Linked DNA regions of Homo sapiens: regions 1, 2 and 4 are each linked to region 3. Evidence: chromatin contacts called from ENCODE Hi-C or POLR2A ChIA-PET data. All regions are on one chromosome and are shown on one strand. The core of a region is the stretch at or near the end of the contact, and the rest is flanking DNA. Distances in the headings are between cores, read along the strand shown.

The links. A loop is a pair of places that touch in the nucleus more often than their neighbours do. ChIA-PET counts read pairs that join two places held with the same protein, here RNA polymerase II (POLR2A). Pooled maps may share reads with other maps.
Region 1: a pooled map shows a loop between it and region 3 (2.6-fold over the local background). The contact joins the promoter of CXXC5 here to the promoter of DNAJC18 in region 3. A Hi-C loop is called at or near these places in 18 of 168 maps with a recorded cell type or tissue (A673, CD4-positive, alpha-beta memory T cell, GM12878 and 13 more), 23 of 37 single-sample maps with no recorded cell type and 31 of 50 pooled maps. POLR2A ChIA-PET finds 5 or more read pairs at or near these places in 9 of 52 experiments (B cell, PC-9, Panc1 and 5 more).
Region 2: a map of naive thymus-derived CD4-positive, alpha-beta T cell shows a loop between it and region 3 (32-fold over the local background). The contact joins the promoter of SIL1 here to the promoter of DNAJC18 in region 3. A Hi-C loop is called at or near these places in 1 of 168 maps with a recorded cell type or tissue (naive thymus-derived CD4-positive, alpha-beta T cell) and 8 of 50 pooled maps. POLR2A ChIA-PET finds 5 or more read pairs at or near these places in 2 of 52 experiments (GM10248 and HEK293).
Region 4: a pooled map shows a loop between it and region 3 (2.4-fold over the local background). The contact joins the enhancer-like site here to the promoter of DNAJC18 in region 3. A Hi-C loop is called at or near these places in 2 of 37 single-sample maps with no recorded cell type and 7 of 50 pooled maps. POLR2A ChIA-PET finds 5 or more read pairs at or near these places in 6 of 52 experiments (Caco-2, GM10248, OCI-LY7 and 3 more).

The regions. Positions count from the first base shown.
Region 1 is chr5:139,647,065-139,649,764 of GRCh38, reverse strand. CXXC5 (CXXC finger protein 5) reads right to left here and starts at 1,416. Exons shown (of 3, transcript NM_016463.9): 1 at 920-1,416. It overlaps CXXC5-AS1 (CXXC5 antisense RNA 1), which reads left to right and starts at 37. Exons shown (of 2, transcript NR_149086.1): 1 at 37-430; 2 at 584-766. RefSeq lists silencers at 1-158, 359-1,488.
Region 2 is chr5:139,197,086-139,199,785 of GRCh38, reverse strand. It overlaps SIL1 (SIL1 nucleotide exchange factor), which reads left to right and starts at 1,418. Exons shown (of 10, transcript NM_022464.5): 1 at 1,418-1,517. RefSeq lists a silencer at 1,213-1,742.
Region 3 is chr5:139,438,148-139,440,847 of GRCh38, reverse strand. It overlaps DNAJC18 (DnaJ heat shock protein family (Hsp40) member C18), which reads left to right and starts at 1,323. Exons shown (of 8, transcript NM_152686.4): 1 at 1,323-1,442. The coding sequence starts at 1,403. RefSeq lists an enhancer at 953-1,452 and a silencer at 1,656-1,765.
Region 4 is chr5:139,663,104-139,665,803 of GRCh38, reverse strand. All of the region lies in intron 1 of CXXC5 (CXXC finger protein 5), which reads right to left. Among named protein-coding and RNA genes, the nearest start is that of CXXC5-AS1, 15 kb to the right of the region's middle. Within about 2 kb of position 1,288, at least 19 of the 41 ENCODE cell types and tissues checked have a DNase peak (open chromatin) inside an H3K27ac peak, as active enhancers do; they include OCI-LY7, where a contact is called at or near this core.

The DNA.
Region 1 (2,700 bases), core at 167-2,666, 210 kb before region 3:
CGCCCCCCACAGTTCCGCAGCTAGAGGAACACCCCCATTCTCCCTCCCAGGCTCTGCACGCTGCGTGGCCCACGCGGGGCTCGGGAGACAGCTCAAAAGACTCCCCAAGGCTGGGAAAGGAGGGAGGGAGGGGCCGCGGGGCACCGTGGTGGTGGGGGAGATACTTTGATGGAAAAAAAAGGTCAAACTTCATCAGCCCGCCGGGCACCCCGCGGGCAGCGGGGGCGAGGAGCCGGAGGAAAAATGCAGAAGTAGCCGCCGCTTCTTCCAAGTGGTGGGGGAGGCTCAGCCACGCGTGGTCGAGGGCGCCCAGAGCAGTTAACGTCGCCCCTCAACACAGGGCTGCGAGCGGGGTCTGATGGGGGGAGTGCGCGCCAGAGATCTACAAGCAGCCGCCCCCGCAGGCTGAGCGCCCGCCCAACGCCAAGAGGTGAGGACCCCGGGCGCCCGCTGCCCCAGCGCCCGCGAACTGGAGTAGTGGGGGGGAGGGGGGCGGCACCCCGCAAGGAGCGTCCCAGCCCCACTCCACGGCGCCCAAGCCGCCGTCCCAGACCCTAAAACCCCTCTTTTTGTCTGAACTCAGTGATCTGCGACCGAGCATACTGCGGCTTAGGGAGGCTTGGGTATAGCAGCGGCCACCAAGCGATCACCGGCGCTAGGTCTCCCAGGCTCCGGGGCTCCGCGGCTTACGGTGCGGGCGCCCCCCGCCCCTCCCAAATACGGACCCCTCCTTCCCCGTCCCCGGCTCTCCGCACCTGAACTTCGGGGGAACCCGCGCAGCCAAACTTTCCGCCGACTTGCAGCGAACTCCGGCCCCGGCCGCGCACCGAACCCCGGGGGAGGAGAGGGAGGTAGGCGGGGAAGGGGAGGGGGCCGGCCTCCGGGGGGGGTCGAGGGAGGGCCGTGGCCCGACACCTACCGGCTCTCCGAGTCGTCCAAGCCGCCACCGCCGCCGTCGCCGCGAGGCCGAGGGGGAGGGGCGGGGCAGGGAGCTGCGCTCCGCTCTGGGCACCACCGCCGCGGTGCGCTCCGCTCCAGCCGCCAGCAGTGCCCGGGTCCGGAGCCCGAGTCGCGCCGCCGCGGCTGGCCCGAGGCGGGGAGGGGGGGGAGCCTGCAGCACCTGCCCCTCCTCCCCCTCCCCGCGGCCCAAATTAAAAAACAACAAAAAGCAACTAATCACCCCCGAGCTGAGCGCGGCTCGCGGGCGGAGGGCTCAGCGTGCGGCGCCCGGACTCAGCAGGCGGCGCGCATGGCTGGGCGCGGGCTGGGCAGGGCTGGGACGCGGGGCCCGGCTTCAGGGGATAAGGCTCTGCCGCTCTTCTCGCTCGGCTCGGGCGTCTGCTCTTGCCGCCAGTGCCGCCTCTGCTGCCGCCGCCTCTACATCCCCGCTCAGGCTCAGCCGCCTCTGCCGCCGCCGCCGCGCGCCCGCCCGGGCAGGAGCTATGAACGCTGCCCGGGGGCTGCCGGCAAAACCCGGACCGGACTCGCCGCTCCCTCCTCCCCCCAACCCCCTCCACCTCGGCTCCCCTCCCTCCTCCCGCCGCCTCCCTCCCAGCGCAGCTCGGGCCACTTGGACGCCGCGGGCTCTGAGGCCGGAGCTGCAGCCGCTGCGCCTCGAGCTCCCCGCGCCCTGACGCGGTCCACCCAGGCTCAGCTCCCTTGCGCGCCCCGTCTTCGCCTATTTCCCGCAACTTTACAAAAAAAAAAAAAAAAGGACGACCTCCCCGCTTTGGTGAGGCGGTCTGGGTTTAGAGACGCACCTCCGGGGAAATCTGCTATCTTTCTGCCCCCTCTAGAGCGGGGCCAGAAGCTTCGAGGACCGGGAGGGAGAATTTGGCCGCGCCCCCCAGCTCAGGTGCGCGGCGGGCCAGAGATTCCTAGTCGAGGGTCCTGGGAGGTAGACGCGTGTTCCAAGACCCCACCCTTCCAAGAGCTCCTTAATGGATTCAGTGGGCACTAGGGCCCCGGGAGAAAAGGGGCGGAGATTCCCGTTCCCATTTCTCAGGTGAGGAAACTGATCCGAGAAAGGATATTTTATCTCTCAGGCAGGCATCAGCCTCAACTCTTGAGTCCCGGGGCTAAAACGACTACGTACATTTGGTGCCCTGAGACCATGGCCTACGCACTCAAAACCCGAAACAATGCTTGGAACAGCAGCGCTCAATAGGTACTGATTGAAAGACAGAAGGAAAACTCAGCCTTGCCAGAGTAGGCGCCCAGTGGGGACAGAGTTGGGCCCGCATATCCCGCTTTCACTCCATCAGTGGCCTCCATATGCCCATCTTAGGCTAATTAATCCTGCTGCTGCAGATGTCTTCACCTCACGTACCCATGGTGCAAGCCCCGGGCTCATATAATCCCAACTGCATATAATCCCAAAGTGGAAGTTTTCTCCAATTCTTTGGGATTCGTGGGGGCGGATTTGTGCAAGGCCGACCTTCCTCTGCGAGGCGAAGAAAACGCAGTCCCCAGACCCAAGCAGGGGAGGGAGAGGGGGAGGGCGGTTGGGGAAGTCAGCCTAGGGTTAAACGTTACAGCCTGAGATCGATTGGGGCCCAGATAACAGGGAGTTAACTGTGGCGATCCGGGCGCCTGCAGCCACAGGCGCGGCCTCGGTGGGAGAAGCGAAACTGTCTCCCACCTCGCTGCTTCCTCTCCTCTGCTCTGCGCAGCCTGGCTGTCTCCGAGGCTGGCGCGAGG
Region 2 (2,700 bases), core at 169-2,668, 240 kb after region 3:
CTATTGGGAAATACTTGCCATTTGGGGAGGTAACTGTCTGGATTACTGTTTTCTCCACTCATGAATGACCAGGAATCACTATGTGGGGGATCTGAGGGCAGGAGGGGGCAGTCATTTTTATTCATCAGGTTAAGCATGTCTAGGCAAGGGGAAGGTCTAAAAGTGGAATAGTGGAAAGAGAACAGGACATTGGAGACACTTAAATCTAGCTTTAACTCCCAGTTCTACCACTTCCTGACTGTATGACTTTGTATAACTCCTTTAGCCTCTTTGAGCGTCAGCTTCTCCATTTATAAAAAGGGGATGACCATTCTGCTCAGAGGACGTTATAAGTAAATAAAATATATATGCAGCACCTGGTACAGAAAGCATGATATTCACTGGTACAGCAGAATTACAACTGCGTTGACACCAGCCTGGGCAACATAGCGAGACCCTGTCTGTAAAAAAAAAAAAAAAAAAAAAATTAGCCTGGCAACGGTGGCACGCGCCTGTGGTCCCAGCTACTGGATGGAGGCTGAGGGGGAGGATCCCTTGAGCCTGGGAGGTCAAGGCTGTGATAAGCCAAGATCCTGCCACTGCACTCCAGCCTGGGGGACACAGATTCTGTCTTAAAAAAAAATCAGAATCGCAAGTGACCTTTATTTTATTTTATTAGATTTTGAGACAGAGTTTCACTCTGTCACCCAGGCTGGAGTGTAGTGGCACGATTTTAGCTCACTGCAACCTCTGCCTGGTGGGTTCAAGCGATTCTCCTGCCTCAGCCTCCCAAGTAGCTGGGATTACAGGCGCTCGCCACCACGCCTGGCTAATTTTTGTATATTTAGTAGAGACGGGGGTTTCACCATGTTGGTCAGGCTGGTCTTGAACTCCTGGCCTCAAGTGATCTGCCTGCCTGGGCCTCCCAAAGTGCTGGGATTACAGGTGTGAGCCACCGCGCCCGGCCACCTGATGCTATTTTTAAAATAACTGGTCCTTGTAAAAAATCTACACAAGTATATAAAGTGAGTGGCTTAAAGGTGTCCTATTTTGCATGAATTTGCGAGAAATTTTATTGCTGGAGACTCTCGGCTTCTGTCCCAAACTGAGTCACAAGAACTTGATTTATTTTTACTCCGCACCCCTCTGATTGCTTTCTGAGGGTCCTTCCGCTAGAAAGAAATTACATTGTTGGAAAATCAGACAGGAAACTTCGCAGTTCCAGCCTGGAAGCAAAAGCAGGCGTGAAGCTATCTCTTCAGCCCTCCCTCCCCCCAAGGGGAGGGGCACGGGGGCAGCTCGTGCAAGAGTCTGCAGAGGGCGGGGCTAGGGGCGGGGCTCCCACCTCGGTGCGGGGCGGGGGGCGCCGCGCGCTGGTCTGGCGGCCCGCGATTGGGCGAGGCCGCGAGCGGCGTGACAGCTGCCAGCTCACCGGCTCAGACGGTCGCCGCCGCGTTTGCGCAGGGGGAGCTGGTCGCCGCCGCGGCCGCCTGGAATTGTGGGAGTTGTGTCTGCCACTCGGCTGCCGGAGGCCGAAGGTAGGGGCGGTGAGGGCCGCCCGGCCCTGGAGCTGGGCGGGGGGCTCAGGGCGCTTCCTGGGCCTCCTCCTGCCGGCGGCCTCGGCGCCTTCCCAGCAGTGTTCTGGGGACCCACACATCCTCACTAGTGTCTCCAAAGCGGGACGTCCAAGTGGGCCCGGGGCTCCCTGCCGAAGGCCTACCTTTCTTATCTTTCCCACTCAGAATGTCTCCATTCACCTCTTTATTGGCAGGAGATGGGGCCGTGGAAATTTGAGATTGGCTTTGGCTCCGCACCTGTTTTTAGTGCCCTTGCCTGTTTCATTCTCCCAGCCTAAGTTTCCGTATCTGTCCGAAGAAGGGGTGGTTTGGTGTTGATCTCCGAGACCCGTGTGTCTCTTCCCATGTGGAATTATTGTCACTCTCTTATTGCTTGTTTTTCTTTGTCCTGGAAAATTTGCCTTTAGAGGTTACAGACTGGTTAGTGTTATCTCTCGGATCGTCTAGGGGCTTTGTGCATAAGCCTTGGGCTCCATTCCCTGGGATTTCCGATAAGATGGTGCGTGGGCAGCTGTACCCCAGGGGGTTCTCATTCAGGTGGTCCCGGAATCCTGGCTTTGAAAATCCCTGCTTCAGAAGTCAGGAGAGAATGACTTGACATATGAGCCCCTGGAATGGGGCTCTGAGTGGGAAAAGCCAGGAATCAGGAAATGCTAACACGTGTGAGGCTGGGGCTTTCTTTGCACCGGAGGAATTAGAATGCCATTTGATGTCTTTTAAAAATATTTGACTACCTATATATGTAAGATCAGTTTTCTAATATTCTTAAATGCCTGGCTTCGTTTAAAGTTCAGTTGGCTTTCCCACCTCAATAAACCTAAATAAAAACATGATCTGAGAGATGGGGCGGGGGTTAAGTTAACCCAAACTAAGTAGACAGGAGGAGAATGAAACTTACATATTTGCTAAGAGAAGAAAGTGATGTGTTTATAAACAGTTTTTTTTTTTTTTTTTTTTTTTTGAGGCGGAGTTTCGCTCTTGTTTCTCAGGCTGGAGTGCAATGGTGCCATCTCGACTCACAGCAACCTCCGCCTCCCAGGTTCAAGCGATTCTCCTGCCTCACCTTCCCGATTAGCAGGGATTACAGGCATGCGCCATCGTGCCCGGCTAATTTTCTATTTTTAATAGAGACAGGGTTTCTCCA
Region 3 (2,700 bases), core at 74-2,573:
CTCACTCTGTCACCCAGGCTGGAGTGCAGTGACGCGATCTTGGCTCACTACAACCTCCGCCCCCTGGGTTCAAGCGATTCTCCTGCCTCAGCCTCCCTCCCGAGCAGCTGGGACTACAGGCACACGCCACCATGCCCAGCTAATTTTTGTATTTTTGGTAGAGACGGGGTTTCACCATGTTGGTCAGAATGGTCTCGATCTCCTGACCTCGCGATCCGCCTGCCGCGGCCTCCCAAAGTGTTGGGATTACAGGCATAAGCCACCGCGCCCGGCCGTTCTCTGAGTTCTTAAGTGGGCATAATGTCAGTGATGCCAGGGCCATGACTGTAGGCAAGGGCTGGAACTGCATGCCCTTTGGTGCTTTTACCCTTCCAAGTTTATGTCCAGGAATATACATCTCTCCCCAACTGCCTAAGTAGGTGCTAGTTGATATCATGATTGATTTGGTCTTCTTGGGTAAGACCTCAGTTAATTCTGGGTAATTTTTTGTTTGGGGATGAACTGTAGCCATCCACCTATGAAGAAAGTGTTGCTTTTATTCTTTGCTAGGTTCCATCCATACCTGGATGAGGAACAGCAAGAATATTTATTTCCTCATTTCCTTTTTACTAATCTCAATGTCTGGTCCTTCAGAAAAGAAACGAATGGGCTAAAGAGATAACTAGACTGGAAGAGAGGAGAAAAGTGTCAGAGGGGTGTTGGAGTAGGATGGGTTGGAGGAAGGACAGGAACAGCAAAGATGGAGGCTCTTCATGCCGGCCCCAATACCTTTCCATGTCTTCTTTCTCCACCCCGATACCCTCTGATGTCCAGTGCCTGAGGAGCTGGGGCAGTAGGGACATACTGAGATTGCCCTCCAACCCCATAAATCTACATCACTTTTCTATTTTCCTGACTCAAGCTTCCAAAGGCTGGGTTCCGCATCCCCAAAACCCATCTCTGAATCTCCAGGGCCTACCACTGACTGCACAGAACAGGCATTAGCGTATGCTTCAAAAAGACATCCCTGAGGAGCATAATAGTCATACTGTCACCCTCTAGCCTATAGTTTGCGAAGCCCTTTCCAGGCAGGACTTCAGTCGCCCCTCCTTGGATGTCCCTAGGGTTAGGCAGGGCCGAAGCCACTATCCCAACTCTACAAATGAGGAAAAGCCAAGAGCCGTGCTGCAGGCAGCTGGCAGCTGGCAGCAGCACTCTTCCACAGATCTCCTGACGAAGGTCGAGCACTTCTCTGCGTCTCCCACGGCCTCTGGCGCAGAGCCTGCCGGGAGTTGTAGTCCAGTGCCCCGGGAGCTCATATGGACTGGACTACAATGACCAGCGTGCCCCGCGCTCCGCGCCCCCTTCTCTTTCAGCCTCGGGCACGGGGGAGGCTCGGCGGACCTGCTGATTGGGAACCGATATGGCGGCGACTCTGGGCAGCGGGGAGCGCTGGACGGAAGGTACTAGGTCCCCGCCTGAAGGAGGGATAGGGCGGCCTTCGGGAGAGATCAGGGATGAGGATCCTGAAGACGCACAAGGGCTGAGATCCTGGGTCTGAGGTGATGGATAGAGGCCTGTGAAAAGATGCTGAGCCTGAGTAGGGTTGCGGATGGGGTAGGGAAGCTGGGGACCGACCGCGAGCCCAGAGTCACCGGTGACGACTTGTTGCCTCCGGCCCCCAGCCCCGCCCCCGCCCGTGCCCCGCCCAGGGCCCGCAGCTGTCAGGCCCCGCCCATGCCAAGGTGACTGGAGGGCCCGTGGGGTGCTGCGGTCTCTCCGCAGCTTGCTAACCTGGCCCTTATCTTTCGCCTAACTGGGCCACCTGACCTTCAGTCCCTGTTTGATCATGTCGCTCCAGCCGGCATCAGGACCAGCCTTTTCCACCCTACAGTCAGGCAAAAAATATTGATCCAATACCTATTGTGTGCCCCGCCTAATGCTGATTCTGCAGTGGGGATTTGACTGACATGGGTCCCTTAGCTCACAAAACTCGCAGCCCACTGAGAGAGTTTGACGACTGAACAGCCAATTACAAAACGGGCGAATAATACAAAACGCCTGGGCTACACAGCAAGGTCAGGGATTTGGAGAGCACACTTACAAGGTACCTAACGCAGACTGGCTGTCAAGGGAGGTTTCTTGCAGAAAGTGTTACAAATGGTGACAAGAAGGATGCGTCGGAGTTAGCCAGGCCGACTTAGAGGAAGACTGTCCAGGAGCAGTGGGTGGAGGTAGCTGAGGGATGTTAAGCGGAAGAAAGATGTTGTTAAAGCCTTTCTCAGGTCCTCCAGAGAAGACATGAGTGCTCTGCCCCTTTTGACTGTATTGCTTATGACCCTCTTTACATTCTGCAGGTGTTGTTATTGAATCTTCTCCCTTTAAACCAGGGGTATCCAATCTTTTGGCTTCCCTGGACCACATTGGAAGAAGAATTGTCTTGGGCCACACATAAAATACACTAACTGACGACTAAATAACTAACTGATGACAGCTAATGAACTTTAAAAAAATTGCAAAAAAAAATCTCATAATGTTCTTTTTTTTTTTTTTGAGACGGAGTCTCGCTCTATCACCCAGGCTGGAGTGCAGTAGCGCGATCTCGGCTCACTGCAACCTCCGCCTCCCGGGTTCACGCCATTCTCCTGCCTCAGCCTCCCGAGTAGCTGGGACTACAGGCGCCTGCCACCACGCCCGGCTAATTTGTTGTATTTTTAGTAG
Region 4 (2,700 bases), core at 39-2,538, 220 kb before region 3:
CTGTTCCAGGGCTGCCCAGCCAGGTCACCGGGGTCCCTCTGCCCAGCTTGCCCGGAAGCTGCACGTCTCCAGTGGGTCAGCACTGACGTCAGCAAGACTGGCCGGGCGTGGAGCCCGCCACCTCCGGAACCACCAATTAATTAACTTTTTCAAATTAATTTCCCAAGCAAAATTCCATAATTACATCTGTCTCCATCAGCCCAAGCTGGGCAGGCAAGAGGACCCTGCAATGAGATGGAATGTGGTGTAAGGGGGTGGCCATAACAGCCCTGGGACCAGGTCAGAGAGGCCACTGGGGGTTAGGTTTTACCACAGTTGGGCACTGGCCTGGCATCCTTATGGATGCTATCTGGGAAAGGAGGGGGCTGAGAGACCAGAGCATTCCAGCAAGGAGGTGGGGGCTCTGGGAGACCCATGGCCGGCCCAGCTCATCCCGGTGCCCCCATCCCCCACCCCGGTGCCCCTAAACCACAGCGGGTCTTGGCATGGCCCAGTAGCAGCACAAGCACCGCGAGGCTGAGGAGGCCGCGGCTGCGGCGTTCTAATTTCCCAAAGGGGCTGAGATTAATTAGCTCACACACAGGCGCAGAGAGGGAGAGGAGAGTGGGAGCAGGAGCGGGCAGCGTCAGGCGAGGAGCTGGCTGGCACTCCCCCCTGCCCGCCCAGCAGGCAGTTGGCGGCCTTGACAGCCTGGGTGCTCTGAAGGTCAGTGGCCAAGCTGGCTGAGCCAGCAGATTGGCACCATCTCCTTCCCAGAATCCTCAAGACCAAGGCTGGGGTACAGTGACCAGGAGGATAGTCTGGGGGGAAGGGCTCCGCTGTCACCACACTCTATCAGTTCTGTGCCATGTGCTCTGTCCACATCATCTTGTTTGATGGTCACAGCAACCCACAGAGGTAGGCATCATGATTCTCCCATTTTGCAGATGAGGACACTGAGGCTCAGAGCTGAGTGGGGCACTGGTGTGGGTCAAGGTCAAGCAAGTGTGGACAGTGGAGGTGAGGCTGAAAAGAAGGCTGGCCCAACTCTAGAGCCCACACTTCTTCCCCTGGACCCCTGTGCAGGTGTCAGGGCTACAGGAGCTCTGGGCCTGGGGGACTGGAACACCAGTCACAAAGCTCCTAAGTGTGTCTGTCTGCGGGGAATGAACTTACCCCTGCCTCAGAGAGCACGCAGGGCAGACTCGCACAGTCATTTCACAGATGAAGAAACTGAGACCAGAAAGGGGAAATGATCTGAGGCTGGGACTAGCCTCTAGTAAAGTCAACCCGATGAAGTGACCTTTAGTGAGCCCTGACCCAGGGCCATGCAGCGCCTGGTGCTAAGTGACACACGGACCACGGGATGGGGGGTCATTGTGGCTATGTCCCTGTATACCAAAGAGGAAGTGCCAGCTCAAGGGCACTTGCTCAACTCCTCCCTGCAGGGTGCCCAGGAGAGGGAAATGGAGCCCCTGGGGAGGGGGTGGAGGAGGTGCGCAACCCTGACCAGGCCCCGAGGCAGCTTCCACAGGCCTAACCATGGAGTTTCCCAGAACCTGTCTGCAGGAAGAACCCAGAAACCCCAAGGGGCATCCATCTGCTCCTCAGGGGATCCCCCACCCACCCATCCACCCTCCTCCCTGGAGTTAAGGGGTTAGGTTAGCAGTTCCAATGCTCTTAGGTTCAAACCTGGAAAGTGCCTTGAGATAGCAGAGGGACCTAGGAGAGTTAAGGAGCTGGGCATGGGGGAGGGGGCTGGCTCAACTAGGAACACTACACATCTTGTGTGTAATGGGGCGAGGGGAGCCCCTCATCTCAGAGACACAGGCTCAGGCCATGCCAGGGTCCAAGTGGGGCTTTGGAGTCAGGATTCCTCTCCTAGCTCTGCAGCCTCCAGCCTAGGTGACCTCAGACAGGTTGCTGACCCTCGCTGAGCCCAACCCCTAGCCAGTGAAATGCAGCCGCTGACAGCCCCCACCTCGTCAGGTCCTGGAGAGGACCTATGTGAAGGGGTCAGTGTAGCGTCCACATGCAGTAGGTGCTCAACTAAGGATAGCCATGTTGTTGTTTTTACTGTCCACATCTGCCAGCATAAGTGTGAACGTCACGGACAAGTCAGGCCAGGCGTGTTGGGTAACCCAGGTCATGGCCCTGGTTCTCTCACCATTTGCTTTTGAGCTCTGAGGCAATCCTTCATGCCTCAGTTTCCCCAGCCCCAAATACAAAGCATTCCCCGTCTAGCCTGCAGGACCATGGGGGGATGGACATGTGGTAGAAGCCTGAAGGTTACAACGAGGGTAGCACCCCACTGGCCAGGCTTGCATCTCCTCTTCTGCCCAAAGGAAGAAGGCCTACCTACACTTCTAGACAGCCTTTCCTCCTACCTCCCTCGCCCTCAGCCCTGCCAGCTCATGTCGGCTCTTCTTAGATCTCCCACAGCCCTGACAGCCCTGCCACAAAGGCACATCCCAAGCCTCTCGCCACCCTGCAAAGGCTCCATTTGCCACCTGGAAGTCCCTGCTCAAGTCTAACATATAGCCTTGCTGTGTGAGCATAGGGGGTGGGAGACAGAGAAAGCCTTGAAACTACAGTCGGCTCTCTCTGCTCCCTCTGATATTAGGAAGCCTCCAGGATTTTCCACCCAACACCCATGGGTTCCTTTGCCCTGGGTCCAACCCATTCCCATCCCTCCCCCAACCCCTGGCCCCCAGCTCAGCC